Regions from separate parts of the Homo sapiens genome. Here region 2 is linked to region 1. A link is an interaction called in ENCODE POLR2A ChIA-PET data of the cell type or tissue named here. Cell type or tissue: PC-9. All regions are shown on one strand. Links, peaks and the distances in the headings refer to the core of each region. The heading gives the core; the rest is flanking DNA.

The links. Peaks named below come from ENCODE experiments on the same cell type or tissue, not always from the same donor. Only the 100,000 strongest peaks of a DNase experiment are listed, where the experiment ranks them.
Region 2: POLR2A ChIA-PET joins it to region 1 with 7 read pairs; 2 of 35 experiments call an interaction of 5 or more read pairs at or near these places.

The regions. Positions count from the first base shown.
Region 1 is chr10:101,049,395-101,054,765 of GRCh38, forward strand. No RefSeq gene overlaps it. Among named protein-coding and RNA genes, the nearest start is that of KAZALD1, 9.9 kb to the right of the region's middle. RefSeq lists a silencer at 934-1,123 and an enhancer at 942-1,443. In PC-9, for the core only: CTCF peaks have their summits at 1,058 (motif pointing right) and 1,261; a DNase peak (open chromatin) is centred at 3,057; H3K4me3 peaks cover 379 bases.
Region 2 is chr10:100,419,918-100,425,288 of GRCh38, forward strand. No RefSeq gene overlaps it. Among named protein-coding and RNA genes, the nearest start is that of WNT8B, 40 kb to the right of the region's middle. In PC-9, for the core only: no CTCF peak of the experiment used is centred there; no DNase peak of the experiment used is centred there.

The DNA.
Region 1 (5,371 bases), core at 249-5,248:
ACTCAACCTCTCCTGGGAGGTAAAGGAGTTCGGGGCGCAGGGGTGCCCTGTACTGTGTGTCAACAGGGGCAAATTCTTTCAATTACATCTCAACTCCAGTTTCTCTTCTTTGGATGTAAAACCACAGAAGTCCTCTTTCTCCAATCTCGGAGAGAGGTGAACTGTCTCTGGTTTCCCTCCCTCCCCACCATTAGAAGAAATGTGGGCCGGGCTCGGTGGCTCACGCCTGTAATCCCAGAACTTTGGGAGGCTGAGGCGGGAGGATAATCTGAGGTCAGGAGTTCGAGACTATCCTGGCCAACATGGTGAAACCCCGTCTCTACTAAAAATACAAAAATTAGCAGGGTGTTGTGGCAGGCACATGCCTGCGATCCTAGTTACTCGAGAGGCTGAGGCAGGAGAATCGCTTGAACCCGGGAGGCGGAGGTTGCCGTGAGCCGAGATCGCGCCATTGCACTCTAGCCTGGGCAACAGAGCAAGACTCCGTCTCAAAAAAAAGAAAGAAAGAAATTTGGGACCAGAAACTGAAGAAATAAAGGGAACTAAAGAGAAAGTGCTAAGAGAGACAGTAGGGGCCTGAGCTCTTCCTCCAGCTCATCACACCCCTGGTGTCACCTCTCTAGAACCCACTTACTCTAGGGGGGAGGGGTGGAATGGGTTTGGGGATGGGGGCAAGATCGATACATCACTGGGTTTTGATGACCGCAGGCTTTCACCTTGCAGATAATGGGGTGAGCGGCGGTAAACTCTCCCCGACTGAGCGGGCTCCCCCGGCCTTAATGAGATAATCAATACTTGTTCTCGGCTTAATTTCCATCTAATTGCTCTTTAACGACGCCGGATAATGGGCCGCCTCCTGTGAGGAGGGAGCTGGCTGGGAATCCGACCCGCCTCGGACTCCCGCCTTTCCTCCCCCGGGCAGGATGCCCTCGCGCAGGTGGGAAGGGGGCGCACCGCGTTCTCTGCGTAGCCGGAGCTCCCTTCGCCCGCCCGCCTGCCCCGCGCCGCCACCTGCCTGCAGCGCTCTCGGCCCCCACCGGGGGGCGCTTCAGACTTTGGTTGCAGGATCCTGGCCAAGGCTCCGTTTCAGGTTCGGGCCACCCCCAACCTTATGGGCTGTGGAACCGCGCGCCTCTGGACAAGCCCTTTTCTCTTCTCACGTCCCACCTCGATGCACTGCCCTGGGAGGGGGCCCCAAGACCTTAGGTAAGTTGCTGTGTTTCTGCACCTAAGGAGGACTCCATTTTTCCCCCTGTAAGGTTGCTGGGCTGTTTCCTGTAAAGGAACCTGGCTGGTCACCACAGACCACTCAGGCAAGGAGAGGGGAACAAGAACGAGGAAGACTAGGCCCCGGGGCTCAGAGAGCCTCCTGATTCCCATTAACCTCACTCCCCCGCTCCAACCACCGAGTCAGTTAGGTTCCTGCGAACGCCAGCAGCTCAGTCATCAGCGCTCGCTTCTCTCACTTCCCACCTGCCTATCTCAGCAGGAGGAACACCTGGAGGTTCTCCCCAGGGACTCTCAGACAGCCTGGCCTCCTCTCTCCTCCCCCCACCTCATCTTTCTTGTCTTCTCTTGAGGCCAACCCTGAAGCACTTTGGCCTCAGGTGCCCAGATGCTGTGACCTGCGATTTCCCCATCATCTCCCTACCTCCTGATCTCCTGCCACCTGGGCACACACTCGCCTGCATTTCCACAGCTTGTCCCCTGAATATGGGGTATTTACATTTATAAAACACTTGCTGCTATTCTGGCTCCAGCTGCAATGAAGTTAGGCTGGCAAAGATACTCTAATAGTGGCAGGATAGTGTGATGTTAGAATCATGCCTTGGACCTAGGCAGCCCCAGGTTCAAGTCTTAGCTCTGTTGCTTACTGGCCAGTGACACTGGGCAAACTTTCCTACAGGTCTGAAACTCAGCTTTCTCTTCTAATAATCCTACCCTACACGGTTTTGTAAGTCTGAAACAAGTTAACATATGCAAGTTGTTTGCCATAGGGCCTGGCGCACTGATAAATGATAGCTATTATTGTTATTGTTATCATCTTTATTATAATTATTTTGACAAAGGGTCTCGCTCTGTCACCCAGGCTGGAGTGTAGTAGTGGCACCATCATAGCTCACTGCAGCCTCAACTCCTGGGACCAAGTGATCATCCTCCAGCCTCGGCCTCCCTAGTAGCTGGGACTACAGGTATGTGCCACCACACCCAGCTAATTTTTTACTTTTTGTATAGATGGGGGTTTCACTATGTTTCCAAGGCTGATCTTGAACTCTTGGGCTCAAGAGATCCTCCCACCTCGGCCTCCCAAAGTGCTGAGATTACAAGCATGAGCCACCATGCCTGGCCTGTTGTTATTATTGCATGTTAGAGCTGAAGGAACCATCTAGTTCAAGGAACATGAACTCAAAGGCTATGTCAGGAATCTTAAATAAGGGAAGCACACTAGGTTGGGATTGTGTTGAGCTGGAGAGGGCTAGTCCTGTTTAAAACGGCAGCCAGTACTCACCTTCAATTGTTGCTGGGTAGACCAGATTCCCCACTGTTTGTTGTTTGTTTTCAAAACAATCTGGCAACATCAGCAGCTTGGATATCATCTCTGGCCTTTCTTACCTTACCCCTCCCACCTCTCTATCCTAGCACTAGGAGCAGCTGGGGGTTCTCCTCAAAGCCTCTCTGAACATCCTGGCCTGAAAATTCTGGCCCCAAATTCTGGACTTTTATATAAAATGTCTCAACGTTTGAGTAGAAACTTAAAAACACCATGCCAAATATGACATGCCTTAAGTCCAAATTCACCCTTGTTTCTCAGAAGAAACCTTGGTTCAGATGGGTCTCAGCTGCTGGCAAAGCTGAGACTGAAAGCCTCGATTCTAAGTCAAAATAAAAACTTCTGGGAGGCCCTTCCTAGGCTGTGGGGCCTCTAGCTGCCACCTACCATAGATGCTGCCCGTCACAGGCAGTGCCCAGTGGCTGAGCTATTGTTTGCACTTGGCAGCTCCAGAAGCATAAGACCTGGGTCACAGCAGCTTTGTCTCTTGTGATGCAGCCACACTTTCAAAAATGTTAGGCCAGGCCAGGCACAGTGACTCATGCCTGTAATCCTAGCACTTTGGCAGGCTGAGGCGGGCAGACTGCCTGAGCTTAGGAGTTTGAGACAGCCTGGGCAACATGGTGAAACCCTGTCTCTACTAAAATACAAAAAATTAGCCAGGCATGGTGGTACACACCTGTAGTCACAACTACTCAGGAGGCTGAGGCATGAGATTTGCTCAAACCTGGGAGGCGGAGGTTGCAGTGAGCCAAGATGGTGCCACTGCACTCCAGCCTGGGTGACAAAGCGAAACTCCGTCTCTAAACAAAACAAAAATGTTAGGCCAGGTGTGGTGGCATGTGCTGGTAATCCCAGCACTTTGGGAGGCTGAGGTGGGAGGATTGCTTGAGCCCAGGAGTTTGAGTTCAGCCTGGGCAACATAGCAAGACTTCGTTTCTACAAATAATTTTTAAAAATTAGCTGGGTGTACTGACAGGCGGCGGTGGTCCCAGGTACTTGGGAGACTGAGGCACAAGGACTGCTTGAGCCCAGAAGGTCAAGGCTGCAGTGAGCTGTGATTGCGCCACTGCACTCCAGTCTGGGAGATGAAGAAAGACCCTTTCTCAAAAAAAAAAAAAAAAAAAGTTGTTGAGGGGAGTGTGACAGCAAGTCAAAAAGTCCCAGGACCCAGGGGATCTTAACCCCCAATTTAGAGCCCTCAAATTCTACACACTTCTTTAGTTCATCAACTTCTATTTAATTCTACTCAACAGATTTCCCATCTGTATCCCCCACACTGGGGGACAGATCCAGCAGGTTTGTTGGGAAGTTCTCCTGATTGCCACTTTTTTGTTTTGTTTTTGGAGACGGGGTCTTGCTTTGTCGCCCAGGCTGGAGTGCAGTGGCACAATCGTGGTTCACTGCAGCCTTGAACTCCTGGGCTCAAGCAATCCTCCCACCTCAGCCTCCCAAGTAGCTGTGACTATAGGTGCAGGCCACCATGCTAAGCTATTTGGGGAGGGGGGTAGAGGCAGGGTATCCTTATGTGCCCAAGGCACCTGGCCTCAAGTGATCCTCTTGCCTTGGCCTCCCAAAGCACTAGGATTACAGGCATGAGCCACTGCTCCTGGTCCTGTGATTGTGACATTTTGCTACCTCTCTTCTTGTATCTTACCCTTGGGGAAAATGATAGAAAAGGCACAAAAAATTCTGGATTTTGGCAGGCTGAGTATGTTGACATGGAATGCTTATGAACTTTTATACATGCACAGCATTCTATGAATCATATTCTGATGCTCTGCTGGGACCTGAGATTCTCCATGTGGTTTGGTTGCTTAAAAGCCAAGTAGTTCCTAGCTAATTAGTCCTTTTTATTTCCCATCAGCCCTGAGAAAGCCCCCACTGTTTCTTGCTTGGAGTTCTGAGCATACACTTGTCAGGCTCTTCCTTAGTTTCAGTGAACTGGTCAGCTGAGGGGAGTCCCAACACTCCACAGAAGCCAACACTAGACTCTGTTATTTCTCAAGTGCAAAGGTTGAAAGTGGGATATCCAGGCCGGGTGCAGTGGCTCATGCTTGTAATCCCAGCACTTTGGAAGGCCGAGGCAGGCAGATCACCTGAGGTCAGGAGTTCGAGACCAGCCTGGCCAACATGGCGAAACCCCATCTCTACTAAAAATACAAAAAAATTAGCCGGGCATGGTGGCAAGTGCCTGTAATCCCAGCTACTCAAGAGGCTGAGGCAGGAGAATTGCTTGAACCCGGGAGGCAGAGCTTGCAGTGAGCCAAGATCGTGCCATTGCACTCCAGCCTGGGTGACAGAGACACTGTCTCAAAAACAGAAGAAGAAGAAGAAAAAAGTGGGATATCCAGTGCTTTGGGAGACCAGGAGTTTAAGATCAGCCTGGGCAACAGAGCCAGACCCTGTCTCTACCAAAAAAAATTATCCAGGTGTGGTGGCATGCACCTGTAGTTCCAGCTACTTGGGAGGCTGAGGCAGGATTGCTTAACGCCAGAAGTTCAAGGCTGCAGTGAGCTATGATCATGCCACTGCACTCCAGCCATGGCCACAGAAAAAGATTCTATCTCTTAAAAAAAAAAAAAAAGGAAGGAAATAAAGTGGGATGTCAGCAAAGATATTGTCACAATGTGGTTTTGGGGTCTAAGATCTCCCCCTGGTCCCTGTGGTCTTGATGGGGCACTCAGGAAGATGGCCTCCTCCCTTTACAGGGGTTGTCTTAATTTTGATTTCCCAGAAAGCAGATCCCAAGGCAAGGATTTTGGTACAAGTAGTTTATTTGGGAGTTTATCCCAGAAAACACAGTGAGGGGGAAGGGAA
Region 2 (5,371 bases), core at 106-5,105, 630 kb before region 1:
ATTCTGTCTCAAAAGAAAAGGAAAGAAAAGAAAAGAAATATCTATTGAATGCCTGCCTTGGGCCAGGTACTGCTAGGGAGATGGCAGTGAACTAGACAATCATGGTACCGGTCCTCATAGAGCACCACAGTACAAATATGATGAATGTTACAAAAGCAGAAACCACAGGGGCTAGGAGAGGGTATAATACGGGAAGCTGACCTGGTAATCTTTTTGGAGACTTGAAGAAAAGAGGAATTAGCTAAGTGAAAAGTCAGTGGGAGAAGAGAGAGGAGGCAGCAGAGTGCTCTAGGCAGAGGGAAAAGTATACAGTGAGGCCCTAAAAGTAGGGCCTCACAGAAATAGAACTAGGAGAAGGGTGGCTAGCGGTAAGGTAAAGATATAAGCAAGGAGGGACCAGGACATAGAGGGCCTCTCAAGCCATGGTAAGAAGTGTAGACTTTATCCCAAGGGCAATAGAAAACCAATGAAGTGTTTTAAGCAGGAAGGTGACACGCAGAATTGCATTTTTAAAAGATCACTATGGATCTAGCATGGTAAATAGACTGTGGGGGCAAGGATAGACACAGGGGAGCCAGTTAGGAAGGTATTTCGGTAGTCTAAGTTGAGATACTGATAGCAGTGAAGTGGAGAGAAGAGGACAATCTGGAGACTTCGGAGTTAGAATTAACAGCACCTGGTGATTCAATGCAGGAGGAGAAAGCGTCAAAGATGATTCCTTACCTTTTCCTTGGTAGCGCTTTCAATTATGACTAAGTAGTTATTTGTGCAAGTATTTGTTTAGCTGCCTTCCCCACAAGATTATAAACAACCCTAGGACAGGGATTTATCTTGAACATCTTACTTAGGTACATGCTGTAGCAGGGTGTGTGGCACATAGTGGTGTTTAAAAACGATGTGTTAAGGCTGGGCGCGGTGGCTCATGCCTGTAATCCCAGCACTTTGGGAGGCCTCAGGAGATCGAGACCATCCTGGCAAACACGGTGAAACCCTGTCTCTACTAAAAATACAAAAAAAAATTAGCCGGGCGTGGTGGCAGATGCCTGTAGTCCCAGCTACTCGGGAGGGTGAGGCTGAGGCAGGAGAATGGTGTGAACCCGGGAGGTGGAGCTTGCTGTGAACCGAGATTGCGCCACTGCACTCTAGCCTGGGCGACAGAGCAAAACTCCGTCTCAAAAAAAAAAAAAAAAAAAAAAAAAGAAAGAAAAGAAAAGAAAGAAAGAAAGAAAAAAAAAATATATATATATATAAATTAGCCAGGCATAGTGGTGGGTGCCTGTAATCCCAGCTACTCTGGAGCCTGAGGCAGGAGAATCACTTGAACCTGGGGGGCAGAGGTTGCAGTGAGCCGAGATCGTGCCATTGCACTCCAGCCTGGGGCAACAAGAGCGAAACTCTGTCTCAAAAAATAAAATAAAAACTATGTGTTAAGGCCGGGCATGGTGGCTCATGCCTGTAATCCCAGCACATTGGGAGGCTGAGGTGGGCAGATCACTTGAGGTCAGGAGTTCAAGACCAGCGTGGTCAACATGGTAAAACCCCATATCTACTAAAAAGCAAACAAATTAGCCAGGCTGTGGTGGTGGACGCCTGTAATCCCAGCTAGTAGGGAGGCTGAGGGAGGAGAATTTCTTAAACCTGGGAGGTGGAGGTTGCAGTGAGCCAAAATTATGCTACTGCACTATAGCTTGGGTGACAGAGTGAGACTCCATCTCAAAAAACAAAACAAAACAAAAAAAGCTATGTGTTGGCTGGGCTTGGTGGCTCACGCCTGTAATCCCAGCATTTTGGGAGGCCAGGGAGGGAGGATCGCTTGAGCCCAGGAGTTTGAGAGCAGCCTGGGCAACATAGTGAGACCCCACCTCTACAGAAAAATAAAATAAAATTGGTTAAGCGTGGTGGTGCATGTCTGTAGTCCAAGCTACTAGGGAGGCTAAGGTGGGAGGATGGCTTCAGCCTGGGAGGTGGAGGCTGCAATGAGTCATGATCACACCAGACCCTGTCTCAAACAAAACAAAACTGTTGGTTACATTGTATTTCTCAGCAACCGGGTTTATGGTGATATCACTCACTGAGTTTGGGACATGGAGAATGAAGAAGAGGTTTGGGGGATGAGTTTAGTTTTTTTTTTATTTTTATTTTTATTTTTATTTTTTATTTTTACAGAGTCTCACTCTGTTGCCCAGGCTGGAGTGCAGTGGTGCAATCTTGGCTCACTGCAACCTCTGACTCCCAGGTTCAGCTACTTGCCTCAGCCTCCCTAGTAGCTGGGATGACAGGCGTGCACCACCACACATGGCTAATTTTTTTTTTTTTTTTTTTTTGTGAGACTGAGTCTCGCTCTGTTGCCCAGGCTGGAGTGCAGTGGCATGATCTTGGCTCATTGCAACCTCTGCCTCCCGGGTTTAAGCTTTTTTCAAGCTATTCTCCTGCCTCAGCCTCCCAAGTAGCTGGGATTATAGGCACGTGCTACCATGTGAATTTTAGAATAGTTTTTTCTAATTCTGTCAAAAAATAACATTGGTAGTTTGATAGGAATAGTGTCAAATAAATAGATTGCTTTGGACAGTATGGGCATTTTAACAATATTGATTCTTCTAGTCCATGAGCATAGAATGTCTTTCCATTTGTTTATATCACTTTTGATTTCTTTTAGCAGTGTTGTGTAGTTCTTCTTCTTTTGTAGATCTTCTTGAAAGATCTTGGAAATCTTTCACCTCCTTGGTTAGATGTATTCTTGGGGTTTTGTATGTGTGTGTGTGGCTATTGTAAATGGGATTGCATTCTTGATTTGGCTCTCAGCTTGAACATTATTGGTGTATAGAAATGCTGTTGATTTTTGTACATTGATTTTGTATCCTCAAACTTTTCTGAAGTCTCAACTTTTATTTTAGAATCAGGAGGTACATGTGGTGGTTTGTTACCTGTGTATATTTTGTGACACTGAGGTTTGGGGTATGAATGATCTTGCCACCCTGATAGTGAGCATAGTACCCGATAGGTAGTTTTCAGCCATTGCCCCCCTCTTTCCCTCCCTCCTCTAGTAGTCCCCAGTGTCTATTGTTCTCGTCTTTATGTTCATATGTACCCGATGTTTGGCTCCCACTTCTAAATGAGAACATGTGGTATCTGGTTTTCTGTTCCTGCATTAATTTGCTTAGAATAATGGCCTCCAGCTGCATCCATGTTACTGCAGAAAACATTATTTCATTCTTTTTTTTTTTTTTTTTCTGAGACAGGGTATCACCCTGTCATCCAGGCTGAAGTGCAGTGGCACGATCCCAGCTCACCGCAACCTCTGCCTCCCAGGCTCAAGTGATTCTCATGCCTCAGCCTCCCGAGTAGCTGGGATTACAGGCGTGCACCACTAGTGCCTGGCTAATTTTTGTAATTTTAGTAGAAAAGGAGTTTCGCCATGTTAGCCAGGCTAGGCTGAAACTCCTGACCTCAGGTGATCCACCTGCCTCGGCCTCCCAAAGTGCTGGGATTACAGGCGTGAGCCCCCACACCCGGCCCTCTTTTTTTTTTTTTTTTGAAACAGGGTCTCACTTCGGTTGCCCAGGTTGGAGTGCAATAATGTGATCCCAGCTCACTGCAGCCTTGATCTCCTGGGCTCACGTGATTCTCTCACCTTAGTCTCCTGAGTAGCTGGAACCGCAGGCATAAGCCACCATGCCCGGCTAATTTTTTTTGTATTTTTAGTAGAGATGGGGTTTTGCCATGTTGCCCAGGCTGGTCTCGAACTCCTGGACTCAAGCAATCCACACACCTAGGTCTCTCAAAGTGCTGGGATTACAGGCATGAGCCACCATGCTCAGCTTGATTTCATTCTTTTTTATGGCTGGAAATTTCTTTTTCCTTTTTTCCTGAATTGCCACAAAATCATAAGTTCTTTGAAGCCAAGGATAATGTCTAATTTATATTTGTATTAAAGTGGTTTGTCACAGTGTTAGAAAAGAAAAGGAATTTAGTAAGTACTTGCTGAATGAATGAATTTTAGAGACAGACTTAAGCGCCCTCTTCTAGATTACAATGATAGATGGAAATGTTAACAGAAATGAGTTCATGGTGTCCAGAAAAAAGTAACTAGAGAAAAGATGGGTAAAGACTAAGGGAAATGAGTCCAGGCACGGTGGATCACACCTGTAATCCCAGCACTTTGGGAGGCCGAGGCGGGTGGATCACCTGAGGTCGGGAGTTCAAGGCCGGCCTGGCCAACATGGTACAACCCTGTCTCTACAAAAATTAGCCAGGCATGATGGCGGGTGCCTGTAATCCCAGCTACTTGGGAGGCTGGGGCAGGAGAATTGGGAGGCAGAGGTTGCAGTGAGCTGAGATCATGCCATTGCATTCCAGCCTGGGCAGCAGAGGTGAGACTCTGTGTCAAAATAAACAAACAAAAAAAAGATTAAGGTAAATGAAGACTCATCTTTTTGGAGCTCCAGTCTTGGGTATATTTGAATTTGCCTCTAAGTCCCTTAATCCTCATTATCACAAATGTCCACTGAGAACAGCGCTTTGTAAGAAACACACACACACAAACATGTTTGTACTTCCCAAAGTGTGTTGAAAGGACAGCTTTCCTATCATCTCTTTATTTCTTAATCTTTCCTTATTTCTGAACTAACACACCTATTAATAAGAGTCTAGGCCAGGCGCAGCGGCTCATGACTGTAACCTCAGAACTTTGGGAGGCCGAGGGGGGTGGATCACCTGAGGTCAGGAGTTCGAGACCAGTCTGGCCAACATGGTGAAACCCTGTCTCTACTAAAAATAAAAAAAAAATAGCTGAGCGTGGTGGTGGGTGCTTGTAATCCCAGCTACTCTGGAGACTGAGGCAGGAGAATCGCTTGAAACCTAGGAAGCGGAGGTTGCAGTGAGCCAAGGTTGTGCCACTACACTCCAGCCTGGGCAACAGAGCAAAACTCCACGTTAAAACAAAACAAAAATCTTACATGTACCCTGGAAATATTGTTTTCTGGGTAGAAATTTGGCTTTCTGTACTCTTGAGCTCAGATTTCTTTTCAAATCAACTTTAACCTCTTCTGAACCAGAAGGTATGTAGTAGGAGGGATCACTAGGTGGTGAAAATGCTTTGGACATGGAGAATGCAGGTAGGAGACTCCTTCCCAACTACTTAGACTAGGAAGTTAAGGCCTTTGGGAAGCAAAGGATCTGAGAACTGGCTAGGCAGGCAACGTACATGGCATGTGCAGGCTCCTGACTGCAGAACTTTTAGGATTCAAGGTCAATTTGAGACCACAAAGGTCAGAGATGTTGTGAGGGTCTGGTTTTCTGCACCAAAGCCTTGGAAAGGCACTTTTCATGCCAACTTTTCCTGATCATTTAATTTTAAAAATGTTGAGAGCAG